Regions from separate parts of the Homo sapiens genome. Here region 2 is linked to region 1. Evidence: chromatin loops called from intact Hi-C (ENCODE). Cell type or tissue: PC-9. All regions are shown on one strand.

Region 1 (8,000 bases):
TAACACTTTCTGTGGCCCTGACCTCAGTAGGAACAGGACTGCTATCTAGAAAGACCAGCTCTTGATGTTTGATGTCCGGGCTATACCCCCAAAACAATGAAATCAGCAGTCCTTGTGGTGGGACAAGGAGAGGGCTAGACACCGAAATGCACCTAAAATTTTCCAGGTGATTCTAATGTGCAACCAGGGTTGATAATCACTGGGACAGTCTAACAGGCCCACACCAAACACAGTGAGAGAAGTAAGCAAAGGGAAATCTATTCCTTGCCCTTAAGAAATTTGCTGGCCAGGCTCGGTGGCTCACACCTGTAATCCCAGTTCTTTGGGAGGTCGAGGTGGGTGGATCACGAGGCCAGGAGATGGAGATCATCCTGGCTAACACGGTGAAACCCCGTCTCTACTAAAAATACAAAAAATTAGCCGGGCGTGGTGGCGGGAGCCTGTAGTCCCAGCTACTCGGGAGGCTGAGGCAGGGGAATGGCGTGAACCCGGGAGGCGGAGCTTGCAGTGAGCCAAGATCGCGCCACTGCACTCCTGCCTGGGTGACAGAGCGAGCGAGACTCCATCTCAAAAAAAAAAAAAAAAAGGAATTTGCCAAAAGTGAATAAACAACTCTGTAGGCAGTGGACATCTTCTAGAGTAGCTATCCGCTCCTCCATCTACAGGCTGCAGTAGGCGTGGTTTAGGCAGCTGTTTGTACCACACTACCCTGCCAACAACATTGATTGAACAGAAGGCTGGATATGCAGCACAAGGCAAGATGATCCAATCCCTTTAAATTTGGAATAAAGACCCTAAGTCTAATTCAGATATTTGGGGGATGTTGAGCTGAAGCATAAAAGCAGAAATGATAAAGAAATTGGAAGAAATTAAAAATTTGGAAGAGAGAAAAGGGAAGAAAATGAAAGTAGACATGCCTAAGAAAGAGTCAGAGGGGTACTGTATGATCCTGAGAGTCTGAGAGAGCTGCCTAGGCTTCTAAGAGGTTTCCAGTTTACATCATGAAAGGCCCGTTTCTTGGACTTTGTAGGTTTACAATACCTTCTCCTTAGTTTGAGACAACTGAGTGGGTCTCTGCCCTTTGCAATAAAAAAGGGTATCCTGTTTACCTTCTGGTTTCCAGTTCAATTCTCACTTGAATCCTCCATGTGTTTACCTTGTTTCCGAAAATGATAAGAGCAATGAGAGTTCAGAGAAGTGGGAAACCAAAGGGCGCCGGAGTGGTCTGAGGAGGTTTCACAAATCATGTGGGGATTGAACTGAATCCCAAAAAATGGAAAGAAGGGAGCTCCCTCACTCCGGGTGAAGGAAAGAGTAGTACAAAATCACAGAGGCAGGAGTGTGCCCAAGGAGACTGGAGTCTACACAGAAGGATGTGGGACGCCAGAAAATTAATTTAACCTGGTGGAGTGAACCTAATGAAAGCTCAGCAACACTAGCTCCATGCTCCTTCTACTTCTTGACGTATCCTACAGGTAAAAAGTCCTGAGACCCAGCAGGTTTTAAGAAATGCTTCCTAAACTCTTTTATATATATATATATTTTTTTAATTTTGAGACAGAGTTGCGCTCTTGTCGCCCAGGCTGGAGTGCAGTGGCGCGATCTCAGCTCACTGCAGCGTCCGCCTCCCGGGTTCAAGCAATTCTCCTGCCTCAGCCTCCTAAGTAGCTGGGATTACAGGCGCCCGACACCACGCCCAGCTAAATTTTGTATTTTCAGGAGTAATGGTGTTTCACCATATTTTCCAGGCTAGTCTCGAACTCCTGACCTCAGGTGATCTGTCCATCTTGGCCTCCCAAAGTGCTGGAATTACAGGTGTGAGCCACTGCTCCCTGCCCATAAACTCTTACATACGTTCCATGTTGCCTCACTACTTTAAGGGAAAACACATTAATAATAACAAACAAAAAGTAATAAACAAGAGAAAAGCATTGATAGCAACAAACATAGTTGCTTGCCTGTTTCTGTCAAAAAAATAATTTTGTACACATCAATGGATTCTTATGGCCTGTTTTATTCTTCGCATATTTTGGCAGAAGTTGGCTGTTGAGAATACATTTTACTTCATTTTTCAAAGTAATTCTTTTTTTAAAAAAAACTCTTTAACTTAGTTGCATAATTACATACGTGACTAGGATAATAGTCTATGACCATGATTGGTGAAAAGGTAGTGTATTTTAGTATTAACTACAACTTAAAAACATTATGGGTAAGATTAATTAAATGCTGTGAAATTTGCCATAATATTTACCATCAGCTGGAAATAAAGAGAACAGAGTTGTAAGTATTATGCAATCATTTTAATTCAGGCCCATTCCCATAAGTGATACAGACCTGGAATTGTAGTGTGAAGTCACAGGCAGGCTGGCACCCAGCCAATACACATCAGCACACCAGCCTAGGACTGTACCATGCCAGTGCTCCAGACTTTGACTTTCATCCCAACTCACTTCCAGGGACCTTTTCAAAGATATTCAGTAGACAGCCTGTATTTTCTGCATACGCTATACCCGGCCCTCAAGTTACAGACAGCCCAAACTAAATGGGATCTTGGAGGTTAGTTGACATTTTACCAATGAGACAACTAAGGTAAGATAACTGTTAAGATTAAGGGGAATGCTGAATTTTCATTTTTCTAAAACAAACAAACAAAAAAAGTTTCTTCTTCCAGCTAACATCTCAATCACGTACCCAAAATGACTTTTAAAAATTTCACATTCTTTCTACTAAGATGCCAGCGGCAGCAGCCTACTCCATACGTCAGGCAGTGTTTGTATATATTTCAGCGTATCCAAGCAAGGCCTTTTTAACTTTCCATCCTACAGACGAAGCTGTACTTTCCTGAATGGCAGCCAGGAAAAAACTTGGGGATTTGGCAGGAAGACTGTGGGAAGCCTGGTGTTCCACCAGGCTGAGATCTGGAGCGGAGCTTTCTACAAAGACAGAGGAGCGAAACACCTCCCTTTGTTTAGCTCTTCATAGGAGCACAAATGGAGCCCCCAGATTGTAATCAGGCCCTATTGTATAAACTTGGGGTTTTCAGGCCATACAGCATTTTTGGCAGCAAATCCCTTATTATTTTTCAGCTGGAAAACCAATTAGCATTCTTTTTATATCTGGGTGTTAATACTTGGGCCTTAGAGCAATTTTTTGGCCACTGGCCCACATGGCTGTAGTCTCTTGGGCAATGCCTGACAAATTGAGATAAAACTGTTACTTCATGTTTTCCTACAAAGACAAAACAAAAACTGTTTCCTGCTCTTATTAATTGGATGAAGTCAATTTCCACATTTAACAAATAAGAAGGTAAGCATAATCAGGGTGTCAACCCACGGCTCTTATCTCTCCCCAGGCTGGTTCCTCTGCAGGAATGTGAGGGAGCAAGACTTGTCAGGTTCTGACTAAGCTTTCCTTTTATTGGAAAAATAAAAAGTCCTCCTGGGCAACAGAGACCTCTGTCAGGTGAACAGGCTGCGACCACCACAAGGTCACCCTTTGGTCTCAGTGGCATTTTTGCTTCACAAGTCTGAGCGATGTGATTTACCTGAGGGAAAGAATTGTTAGGAGATTCCAGCCATGACAAGTGGATTAGTCATAACAGTCAAGAGGACACTGCCCAGTTTGAGAGGAATAAACAGAGCCAAACATTTCCCTATCTCGAAAGCATAGCAAAGTCAAGTTCACGCTCCGGGAATGTAGTTTACGATTAGAGAAAGCCATATCTGGGCTGCTGTCTCAGAATATCTAAGCGAGTAGAGAAGAGGAGGAAAGGAGTTTGGAATGGCTGTGGGAGGTGCCCATCCTGTTAAGTGTTCCCCTATGGTAAACAACCCCTGCCATGGCAACACAACTTCATGCTGCAAATCAGAGGAGCGCAGCCCTCCAGCGAGCAGACCACAACTTGGGAAAATCTCCAGGATGATGCAAAATATTTCAAAGGGAAGTGGTAAAACAAACAGAACGGAAACACAGCCATACAACTGCAGTTTGAAGACAAAAATTTGTTAGGTACAAAAAATAGTTTGGGTGCAATTACAGGAGCATTTTTGTGTTGCTGGTACTGATTGTACATCTCTTTGATAGAAATGGCCTGAGGGGTTGCTGCTCCCCTTCAAGACTTTCTTTGTAAGTAGTGGGCGGTGGCATCATTTAAAAAAAATCCACTTGAAAGACTTCTTTAAAGAATTTGTACAGAACATTTTCTTTGCAAGAAAATCTATTCTGAAGCAATATTATTTAACAACGGGGCTGTGTTTTGAGTCATATGAAAATTTATTATCCAATTTTTTCTTATTGTTATATTTGCTATCAAGAGCAGAAAATGATCATCTATAATAATTTAGAGGAGCGACTAAAAATGCCCAATCACGCACAGGAAAAGAAGCACTTGACTTGCATCTCTAGAGCCAGAAATCACCCGATTCTCTATGCAGAGGGTGGCCATACACCGCAGTTTGCCAGGAGAGTCTCAGTTGACTCTAGTTGTCCAGATTTAATTACCAACAGTGCCTCTTTCACTGACAGAAGTGTTCTGGTTTGGATAGTAAATAATTTGGTGACCCTATTGATTCACAGAGCCCAAGAATCTTCTGTCTGCTCCTACTCTCCCCGGGGACATCAGTCTAAGACTCTAAAAATCAGAACGTAAATGCAAAATGAAAAAGAGTCGGGTGGGGAATTGCTGCCACCTGGTAAAGAAGAAACCTCGACAGTTTGGCTTCACCTAAAGGAAGCATGGAAGGACTGTGAACAAAATTAACCCTGTGTGTATTGAGGAGAGGAGAGTACCCCCCTTCATAGAGACCCCCTGCGGCAGCCTTTAGGAATACCTGGGAGCTTCCCACTGGATTAGACACCAAAGTCTAAACAAGTGCTCCTCTGTCAAATCCTGGAAGGCGGACAGTCATTTCAAAAGCAGACATGCATGCTGCCTCTTTTTGTGCCTTGCAGCCCAGAAAGTATTGCTCAGATGTTCCAAATCAGAAGGTGTTCAGCCACTTCATACTGCCACCAGCCATGCTGCTGGGCTGCAGCTATTTGGATCAGAATGGAACTCTTTGATCTGTTTTATATCTAAGTTTAACTATGGCCTGGGTCCAAAAGGTAGACTAATTTTGGCAACTTCCCCTGTACACTTTTATCTAGAGATAAAAGGAACACTTGGAAGCATAAACAGAAGGTGCATTTCTGTAGGCCCAATAGCCAGCACATCAAAACACAAGACCATAGAAGCTGGTGCTGAATATTAGTTCTGATTTTAGAATGCAGCTCTACTCTGCTACCTCACTCACTGGCAGCCAGTAGGACCATTTCCTTCTATTGTAAACATATAAAGATAACATAGCATTACAGAACTCAGAAAGGAAAGACTCATTTCCAGCACAGTGACTTCCATTTTTACATGAATTTTTAAAATTGAAAACCATGATTTTTAAGTTATAAAGTAATTACACTGGCTTTGGGTCCAGGAGTCCAAGGCTCTCATACAAATATGTGGGTGACTGGAGACCTGAGCATCGATACTCTTCCAACCTCCCTGTCTCTCAAGCGGTCTGTGCTTTAATCAGGAATTTATGGCTTGGTAAGCCCAGTTAGGAGAGTGGAACATAAATCCCCAGGGGCAGCCAGCTTGGAGCTCCAGAGAAGAGTTATAGCTTGCCCATGACCTTTGCACTATGTGAATTTGTCAGTGAAGGACCAAATGAGAGAAATGCAAGGCCTGGCAGGGTTTAATGTAGCCCATTTTAACTTATAGTCAGAGCTACTGTCTATTCCAGAATAGGACAATGGACAGTGGAGTTCTAAAAATAGTAAGGTGATTTTTCTATAGGGACATGCAGCTGAATACACAGAGGCAGTTTAGCTGCATGCAAATCAGATAAGCTCTGAGTAGCAGTATTTGGTACCTTATTGCCAAACCAGTCCATTCTATAAGAAGTACAATCACCAAATTGGAAGGAGACATTTCTAGTCTTTCCTTGCTAGGATCTAAAGAGACCAGTGAGTTTCTTGAAGGGCTCTTGGGACACATAGGACCTGACTGACAGAATAATGTGACATGGCTTAAACACACTAACATGACCAACTACCCCCAAATAGTGATTTGCCAAATGGAGATGAACTAACCAGGCCAGTGCTGGGCAGTTAGTGGAAAGGAATACCACAGAGTTTGTGTATAAAAGGGCCCTAATATAGAACAGTGAAGTAACACTGGGACACATTTTTTGTAGGTCATCAAATGGCATCACAGAATTAATTTGCTGAAAAATACATAATATTAACTATAATTCCTTTGAATGAAATTACCTTGTTTTGTTGATGTAAAAATTGAGAAAGTAGTACCATCTATTTGGGTTTTCAGTGGGGATGTTTTCCCAGTTTCTGGGTAAAAGGATATGACTCACGGATGAGAAATATGAAATTCCCATTAAACTGTCCTGGTTGGCCAGGCACAATGGTTCATGCTTATAATCCCAGAACTTTGGGAGGCTGAGGCAGGCAGATTGCTTGTGCCCAGGAGTTTGAGACCAGACTGGGCAACATGACAAAACACTATTTCTACAAAAAACACAAAAAATTAGCCAGGCATGCCTGTAGTCCCAGCTTCTCGGGAAACTGAAGTGGGAGGTCCAGGCTTCAGTGAGCTGTGATCACTCCATACATTCCAGCCTGGGCAACAGAGCGAGACCCTGTCTTGAAAATAAAAATAAAGTGTCTTGGCCATCTCAGAAATCAGAATTCCACATAAAGTTTGGGAATTGCATTAGATCATATCTAAGACCTCTTTCAAATGCAATTTTTGCATAGCAAGGATCTGAACAGTCTTGAAAGGATTTCCTTTTATGTTCATTTCAAAAAACCCTCAGAAAAGAAAAAATTGACAGCACAGCCCAAGGTCAAGAGAATAAGTAAGTACAGAGAAGGCTGAACTCAAGTTAGCAACAGACATGTGATTCCCACAGCCTCCTCAAAGTAGTTCTCTATCATGTGAGGAAGAGCTTGAGCCACCAGACCTGACCTTTCCTGAATATTCCTCTTTAACAACAAAAAATTATTTTAGTTAAACAATAAGAACCACATGACTCTACTCTCACACAGTAAAAGAGTCAATCCATTAGATCGCTAGACTAATTCATCACGCATGACTAAAGAAAGTAAATTTCAGGTGCTTTTGCCATACACACATAGTTACAAAAGGTGGCAACTATGTAAGGGGAAGAATATGTTAATTTGCTTTGCTGTGTTAATTATTTCACTATGGATAGTTACATCAAAACAGCATATTGTACACGTTAAATCTACACAACTTTTTTTATTTTAATTTTTGAGACGGAGGCTCGCTCTGTTACCCAGGCTGGAGTGCAGTGGCGCTGTCTCGGCTCACTGCAAGCTCCGCCTCTGGGGTTCACGCCATTCTCCTGCCTCAGCCTCCCGAGTAGCTGGGACTGAAGGCACCTGCCACCACACCCGGCTAATTTTTTATTTCTTATTTTTTTGTATTTTTAATAGAGACGGGGTTTCACCATGTTAGCCAGGATGGTCTCCATCTTTCTGACCTCGTGATCTGCCCGCCTCGGCCTCCCAAAGTGCTGGGATTACAGGCATGAGCCACTGCACCCGGGCTCAATCTACACAACTTTTATTAAAAAGAAAGGAAAGGGTGCTTAAGAAAAAAATACCCAAAAGCAATGAGGTAAAAAATAAATGAATACAGTGTATCTATACATATATGGGACACATACATTACATATGATTCTGCTATGCTGTGACAACCTGTTTTTATTTGAGTCTTAGGGGCTGGTTACAGTGGCTCACACCTGTAAATCCCAGCACTTTTGGAGGCCAAGACGGGTGGATCGCCTGAGGTCAGGAGTTTGAGACCAGCCTGGCCAACATGGCAAAACCCCATCTCTACTAAAAATACAAAAATTAGCCGGGTGTGGTGGCAGACGCCTGTAATTCCAGCTACTTGGGAGGCTGAAACAGGAGAATCACTTGAA
Region 2 (8,000 bases), 110 kb after region 1:
AGCCCTAGACCCTAAAAGGTCAAAAGGCCATCTTATTCTCAATATACATTTTATTACCCAATCTGCTCCAGATATTAAATAAAACTCCAAAAATTAGAATCTGGCCCTCAAACCCCACAACAGGGCTTAATTAACCTCAACTTCAAGGTGTACAATAATAGAAAAAAGTTGCAATTCCTTGCCTCCACTGTGAGACAAACCCCAGCCACATCTCCAGCACACAAGAACTTCCAAACACCTGAACTGCAGCAGCCAGGCGTTCCTCCAGAACCTCCTCCCCCAGGAGCTTGCTACACGTGCCGGAAATCTGGCCACTGGGCCAAGGAATGCCCGCAGCCCAGGATTCCTCCTAAGCCGCGTCCCATCTGTGTGAGACCCCACTGAAAATCGAACTGTTCAACTCACCTGGCAGCCACTCCCAGAGCCCCTGGAACTCTGGCCCAAGGCTCTCTGACTGACTCCTTCCCAGATCTTCTTGGCTTAGTGGCTGAAGACTGACACTGCCCAATCGCCTCGGAAGCCCCCTAACCCATCACGGACGCCGAGCTTTAGGTAACTCTCACAGTGGAAAGTAAGCCCGTCCCCTTCTAAATCAATACCCCTTCTAAATCAATACGGAGGCTACCCACTCCATATTACCTTCTTTTCAATGGCCTGTTTCCCTTGCCTCCATAACTGTTGTGGGTATTGACGGCCAGGCTTCTAAACCTCTTAAAACTCCCCAACTCTGGTGCCAACTTAGACAATACTCTTTTAAGCACTCCTTTTTAGTTATCCCCACCTGCCCAGTTCCCTTATTAGGCTGAGACACTTTAACTAAATTATCTGCTTCCCTGACTATTCCTGGACTATAGCTATATCTCATTGCTGCCCTTCTCCCCAATCCAAAGCCTCCTTTGCGTCCTCCTCTTGTATCCCCCCACCTTAACACACAAGTATAAGATACCTCTACTCCCTCCTTGGCGACCGATCATGCACCCCTTACCATCTCATTAAAACCTAATCACCCTTACCCTGCTCAATGTCAAGATCCCATCCCACAGCAGGCTTTAAAAGGATTAAAGCCTGTTATCACTCGCCTGCTATAGCATGGCCTTTTAAAGCCTATAAACTCTCCTTACCATTCCCCCATTTCACCTGTCCTAAAACCAGACAAGGCTTACAAGTTAGTTCAGAATCTGCGCCTTATCAACCAAATTGTTTTGCCTATCCACCCCATGGTGCCAAACCCATATACTCTCCCATCCTCAATACCTCCCTCTACTACCCATTATTCTGTTCTGGATCTCAAATATGCTTTTTTTTTACTATTCCTTTGCACCCTTCATCCCAGCCTCTCTTTGCTTTCACTTAGACTGACCCTGACACCCATTAGGCTCAGCAAATTACCTCGGCTGTACTGCTGCAAGGCTTCACAGACAGCCCCCATTACTTCAGTCAAGCCAAAATTTCATCCTCATCTGTTACCTATCTCAGCATAATTCTCATAAAAACACACGTGCTCTCCCTGCTGATCATGTCCGATTAATCTCCCAAACCTCAATCCCTTACAGAACAACAACTCCTTTCCTTCCTAGGCATGGTTAGTGCGGTCAGAATTCTTACACAAGAGCCAGGACCGCACCCTGTAGCCTTTCTGTCCAAACAACTTGACCTTACTGTTTTAGCCTAGCCCTCATGTCTGCGTGCAGTGGCTGCAGCTGCTTTAGTATTTTTAGAGGCCCTAAAAATCACAAAACTATGCTCAACTCACTCTCTACATTTCTCATAACTTCCAAAATCTATTTTCTTCCTCATACCTGATGCATATACTTTCTGCTCCCCGGCTCCTTCAGCTGTACTCACTCTTTGTTAAGTCCCAAAATTACCATTGTTCCTGGCCCGGACTTCAATCTGGCCTCCCGCATTATTCCTGATACCACATCTGACCTCCATGACTGTATCTCTCTGATCCACCTGACATTCACCCCATTTCCCCATATTTCCTTCTTTCCTGTTCCTCACCCTGATCACCCTTGATTTATTGATGGCAGTTCCACCAGGCCTAATCGCCACACACCAGCGAAGGCAGGCTATACTATAGTACAAGCCACTAGCCCACCTCTTAAAACCTCTCATTTTCTTTCCATCGTAGAAATCTATCCTCAAGGAAATAACTTTTCAGTGTTCCATCTGCTGTTCTATCTGCTATTCTACTACTCCTCAAGGATTATTCAGGCCCCCTCCCTTCCCTACACATCAAGCTCGAGGATTTGCCTCAGCCCAGGACTGGCAAATTAGCTTTACTCAACATGCCCTGAGTCACAAAAACTAAAATACCTCTTAGTCTAAGTAGACACTTTCACTAGATAAGTAGAGGCCTTTCCTACAGGGTCTGAGAAGGCCACCACAGTCATTTCTTCCCCTCTGTCAGACATAATTCCTCAGTTTAGCCTTCCCACCTCTATAGAGTCTGATAACAGACCAGCCTTTATTAGTCAAATCAGCCAAGCATTTTTTCAGGCTCTTGGTATTCAGTGACAGACTAATGGTCTATTAAAAACACACCTCACCAAGCTCAGCCACCAACTTAAAAAGGACTGGACAATACTTTTACCACTTTCCCTTCTCAGAAGTCAGACCTGTCCTCAGAATCCTACAAGGTACAGCCCATTTAAGCTCCTGTGTATACGCTCCTTTTTATTAGGCCCCAGTCTCATTCCAGACACCAGACCAACTTAGACTGTGCCCCAAAAAACTTGTCATCCCTACTATTTTCTGTCTGGTCATACTCCTATTCTCCGTTCTCAACTACTCATGCATGCCCTGCTCTTGTTTACACTGCCAGTTTACACTGTTTCTCCAAGCCATTACAGCTGATATCTCCTCGTGCTATCCCCAAACTGCCACTCTTAACTCCTGAAGTAAATAAATAATCTTTGCTGGCAGGACTATGCTGAATCTCCTTAGGCACTCTAATCAGATGTCCTAGGTCCTCCCAATTCTTAGATCTTTTCCATTTAGTTTTTCAATTCATACAAAACTGTATCCAGGCCATCACCAATAATTCTACACGACAAATGTTTCTTCTAACAACCCCACAATATCACCCCTTACCACAAAATCTTCCTTCAGCTTAATCTCTCCCACTTTAGGTTCCCACGCTGCCCCTAATCCCGCTTGAAGCAGCCCTGAGAAACATCGCCCATTCTCTCTCCATACCACCCCCCAAAAATTTTCGCCACCCCAAGACTTCAACACTATTTTGTTTTATTTTTCTTATTAATATAAGAAGGCAGGAATGTCAGGCCTCTGAGCCCAAGCTAAGCCATCGCATCCCCTGTGACTTGCACGTATATGCCCAGATGGCCTGAAGTAACTGAAGAATCACAAAAGAAGTAAAAAGGCCCTGCCCCGCCTTAACTGATGACATTCCACCATTGTGATTTGTTCCTGCCCCACCTTAACTGAGTGATTAACCCTGTGAATTTCCTTCTCCTGGCTCAGAAGCTCCCCCACTGAGCACCTTGTGACCCCCCCACCCCTGCCCACCAGAGAACAACCCCCTTTGACTGTAATTTTCTATTGCCTTCCCAAATCCTATAAAACGGCCCCACCCCTATCTCCCTTCCCTGACTCTCTTTTCGGACTCAGCCCACCTGCACCCAGGTGAAATAAACAGCCATGTTGCTCACAAAAAAGAAAAGAAAAGAAAAGAAAAGTAGAAATGCAATCAGTCAGAATATGATTTCAGAAATCCAGAAGAAAAATGTTGTGCATATGAATCCAATGACAGAGAGAAGAAAGGAGATGGATTTGAGAGATTTTTAAGGTATAGAATTGGCAAGATTTAGTTACAGATCCAAAATAGAGAGTGACAGAGAGAACCACATTTTTCTGATTTGGGTAATAAAATGTATGGAGTTTCCAATAACAGAAAATACTGGGAAAAAAAGATAATCAGATCTGAGGAAAAGGAGGGAAACATTTAAGTAATTATGTAACAAACCAAGTGAAAATATCTCGTATCAGATATGAAAGTTATTATGTATAATACATCTTAAGAAATTCTGGCTCAAACATATAAGGAAGAGGTTGAAGTTCTTAGAATGAAAATCTTAATTCTCAATGTAAACTTTGAGCAAATACATTAATAGAGATTGTGAACTTTCTGCAACTGGTAATAAGAAAAGATAAAATCAACTTTTTGAAAAAAGCAACATCCAGCATTAAACACTAGGGGGGAAGCATAGGATGCACAGAAATTACAAGTTAAAACAGAAAGTAAAAATTCTGGTCTAGATTAGCATATGGATTATGCAGAATAAGACAGAAGATTCTGCAGGAAATAAACTGTGAAATCTCAAAATTAACAGAATGACACCTCTCATGAATAGAGAAGCAAGAATTTTCAACAAATATTAGCCAGTCAAATCCAGCAAAATGTAATAAAGATATTACATTATGACCAAGTGGAATTTATCTCAGGGATGCAAGACTGACTCAAAATTTTAAAATCAATTGATATAATTAACCACAGTAACAGAATAAAGAAGAAAATCATATTATTATTTCAATAGGTGAAGAAAAATCACTTAAAAAAATTAAACACTGGGCCCAAACTCTCAGAAAACTAGGAATAGAAGGGAATGTTCTCAATTTAATAAGGTACCTCTAATGAAAACCCACAGCTAACATTGTAGTTAATAGTGAAATACTGAACACTTCCCCTTGGGATCAAGAATAAGACAAATGCATTCACTCACATTACTCCTATTAGCATAGTACTGAAAGTACCATAAGGCAAGAAAAACAAATAAAATATAGACAGATTGTAGAGAAGGGAGTAGAACTGTTGCTATTTGCCAATGTTGTGCTTGTGTATGTAGAATATCCTAAGGAATCAACACAACTCTAGAGGTAAAGAGTAAATTTATCAGGTTCTTTTAATTCAAGGTCAATTAACAAAAATAAATTGTATTTCTACATATTCAAAGCAAATAATTGGAAAATTAAAATTTTTAAATTATCATGTATAATAGCATCAAAACCATAAAACATTTAGAAACAAATTTAACAAAATATGTGCTGGATCTTTCAAACTGCAAAACACTGCTGAAAAAAATTAAAGGTCAAAATAAACGGGGAGATGTACCATGTGTCTTGGTTGGAAGACTCCATGTTATTAAGATGCCCATTCTCCATAAATTGATCTACAGATTCAACACAATTGCAGTTAAGAATTCCATAGATCTTTTTTTTTAGAAACTGACAAGGTGATTCTCTCTCTCTCTTTCTCACACACACACACACACACACACACACATCTTAGATTACTATATATTTGTGAAAAACATACATATATTTGTACATGCGTGTACAAAGAATGTAAATAGTTGAAACAATTTTGAAAAAGAACAAAGTTGAAGTACTTATGTAACCAGATTTCAGGAGTTAAAGCTACATTACTTGAGATAGTGAAGTAAGAATATATGTATAAATTAATGGAACAGAAAAGAGTGCCCAGAAAGAGACTCACGCATAGATGTGCAATTATTTTTAATAAAGTCAGCAAGGTAGCTCAATGGGAAAGAAAATTCTTTTTAACAAATGGTGCTAAATTAACTGCATATGCCCATGGAAAAACATGAACCTTACACCATGAATAATAATTACCTTGAAATAGACTGTAAACTTAAACGTAAAAGCCAAAACTAAAAAAAAAAAAAAACTTTTAGAAGAAAATATATAAGAAAATATTCAGGACTTTGGGGTAGACAAAGACGTTTTAGCAAAAATGCAAAAGGCATACACCATCAATGAAAATTGGTAAGTTGGACAAAATTTGAAACATAAGCTCTCTGGAAGACATTATTAAGAAAACGAAATGGCAAGCCACAGACTAGAAGAAAATAGTCACAATACATATATATATCAGACAAGATACATGTGTCAAGATTTTATTTAGAACTTTAAAGTTTTGATTAGAAGATGAACAACCCACTTTAAAAAAAAAAGAGGACAAGTACTAAGCAGATATTTCACACACAAAAAAAGTTTATGAATCACCAATAAGGACATAAAAAGATGTTCATCATTAATCATAAGGAAAATTACATTAGTCCATTCTCACACTGCTATAAAGATATTAGCTGAGACTGGGTGATTTATAAAGGAAAGAGTTTTAATTGACTCACAGTTCCACATGGCTGGGGAGGCCTAGGGAAACTTGTAATCATGGCGGAAGGTGAAGGAGAAGCAGGCACCTTCCTCACAAGGTGGGAAGAGAGAGAGCATGCTTGAAGGAGGAAGTGCCACTTTTTTCAACCATCAGCTCTCATGAGAATTTACTCACTATCATGAGAACAGCATGGGGGAAACCATTCCCTGATCCAGTCACCTCCCACCAAGTCCCTCTCTCAATAAGTGGTGATTACAATTAGAGATGAGATTTGTGTGGGGACACAGAGCCAAACCATATCAAAAATGCAAATTAAAACCACAGTGAAATACCACTACACATCCACGAGAATGGCCAAAATGAAAAATACTTACAATGCCAAATGCTGGTAAGAATGTGGAGCAACTGAAACTTTCGTGCACTGTTGCTGAAAGTGTAAAATGGTACAAATACCTGGAAAACAGTTTTGTATTTTCTTTGGTTTTTTTTTGTTTGTGTGTTTGTTTGTTTGAGACAGGATCTTGCTCTGTTGCCCAGGCTGGAGTCCAATGACATGTCATATCTCACCACAAACTTGACCTACCCAGCTCAAACAATCCTCCCGCCTCAGCCTCCCTGAGTAGCAGGGACTACAGGTGCATGCCACCATACCCAGCTACTTTTTTTTTTTTTTTTTTTTTTGTAGAGACGAGGTCTCTCTATGTTGCTCAGGCTGGTCTAAAACTCCTGAGCTGAAGTGATCCTCTTGCCTTGGCCTCCCAAAGTTCTGGGATTACAGGCGTGAGCCACCATGCCTGGCCTTTTCTTCATTTTCATGTGAAGTTAAACATCTATTCATCATATAACCTAACAATTCTTTCCCCTGTTTTACGCAAGAAAAATGAAAACATGTATCTGCAAAAGGATTTGTACGTAAGGATTCATAGGAATTATATTCATCATAACCCAAAACTGGAAATAACCCACGTTATTCAGTAAGTTATATCAATATTTGAATGGATAAACAAATGATGGCATATTCATACAACAGAATAGTTCTGAGTCATGTTCATGTTCTATGGACACTTCTGTAAATTCAATCTCATTTTCTCATTTAATAAGCATAATTCCTGCTAGAGTAGGAGCTATAAAATATGCTGCCCCTTAAATGATGTTGAAGAAATTTCCATATTAATGATTCATAATTACTTGTCATGTTCCATACTCACTCATATTGAACCCCAAAGTTATGTTATCATGTGCTAGTCTTTCTAAATCATTTGCTAAACAAATCAAGGAATCAGAGAGTATGGCATGTATGACAACACCTCATGTCATTATAGATATTTTAAGTATTTTAAATAGCTCTTCATCCTCATTAAAACTGGGAACACTGTGGAGACTTCTAGATTTATGCATTATTTTTACTTATATAACACAGCTTTTCTTCATGTCCTCTTCTTCACTGCTTCACAAACCAACCTGACATGTTTAAAAACTTTATATTCCAATGTACATTTAGGGAATATTTTATAAAGAGACACAGAATTGCCCAGCACTTCACTCAAATGTTACTCATTAGACTTACCTCTTCCCAGGCTCTTCGGACTCTCAGCAGCTAGTTCCTCTCACAGTCTCAAACCCCCTTCTCCTCCCCCAATCACCTATCTTCCCTCTCTCTCCACTCATTTCTCCCAGCAACCACTCCATCTCTCTGCTGGTCTCTTTTTTTTCACTCCTTTCTGTATCTCTCAGCATTTCTCATGCAGAACAATTTAATTCTCACTCCCCTTCAATTTTGAATTCAAGCAGTTGGCCCTCTGCTTAATACTGCCTTAAGCATTATCCGAAAATGAAGATT

The links. A loop is a pair of places that touch in the nucleus more often than their neighbours do. Peaks named below come from ENCODE experiments on the same cell type or tissue, not always from the same donor. Only the 100,000 strongest peaks of a DNase experiment are listed, where the experiment ranks them.
Region 2: a loop joins it to region 1, with 7 times the contacts of the local background. A loop is called at or near these places in 2 of 110 quality-filtered maps.

The regions. Positions count from the first base shown.
Region 1 is chr7:116,351,462-116,359,461 of GRCh38, forward strand. No RefSeq gene overlaps it. Among named protein-coding and RNA genes, the nearest start is that of CAV2-DT, 140 kb to the right of the region's middle. RefSeq lists an enhancer at 2,148-5,594. In PC-9, no CTCF peak of the experiment used is centred here; a DNase peak (open chromatin) is centred at 3,580; H3K4me3 peaks cover 1,841 bases; H3K27ac peaks cover 5,569 bases.
Region 2 is chr7:116,457,462-116,465,461 of GRCh38, forward strand. The region is part of intron 1 of CAV2-DT (CAV2 divergent transcript); the gene reads right to left. Among named protein-coding and RNA genes, the nearest start is that of CAV2-DT, 38 kb to the right of the region's middle. In PC-9, no CTCF peak of the experiment used is centred here; no DNase peak of the experiment used is centred here; H3K27ac peaks cover 607 bases.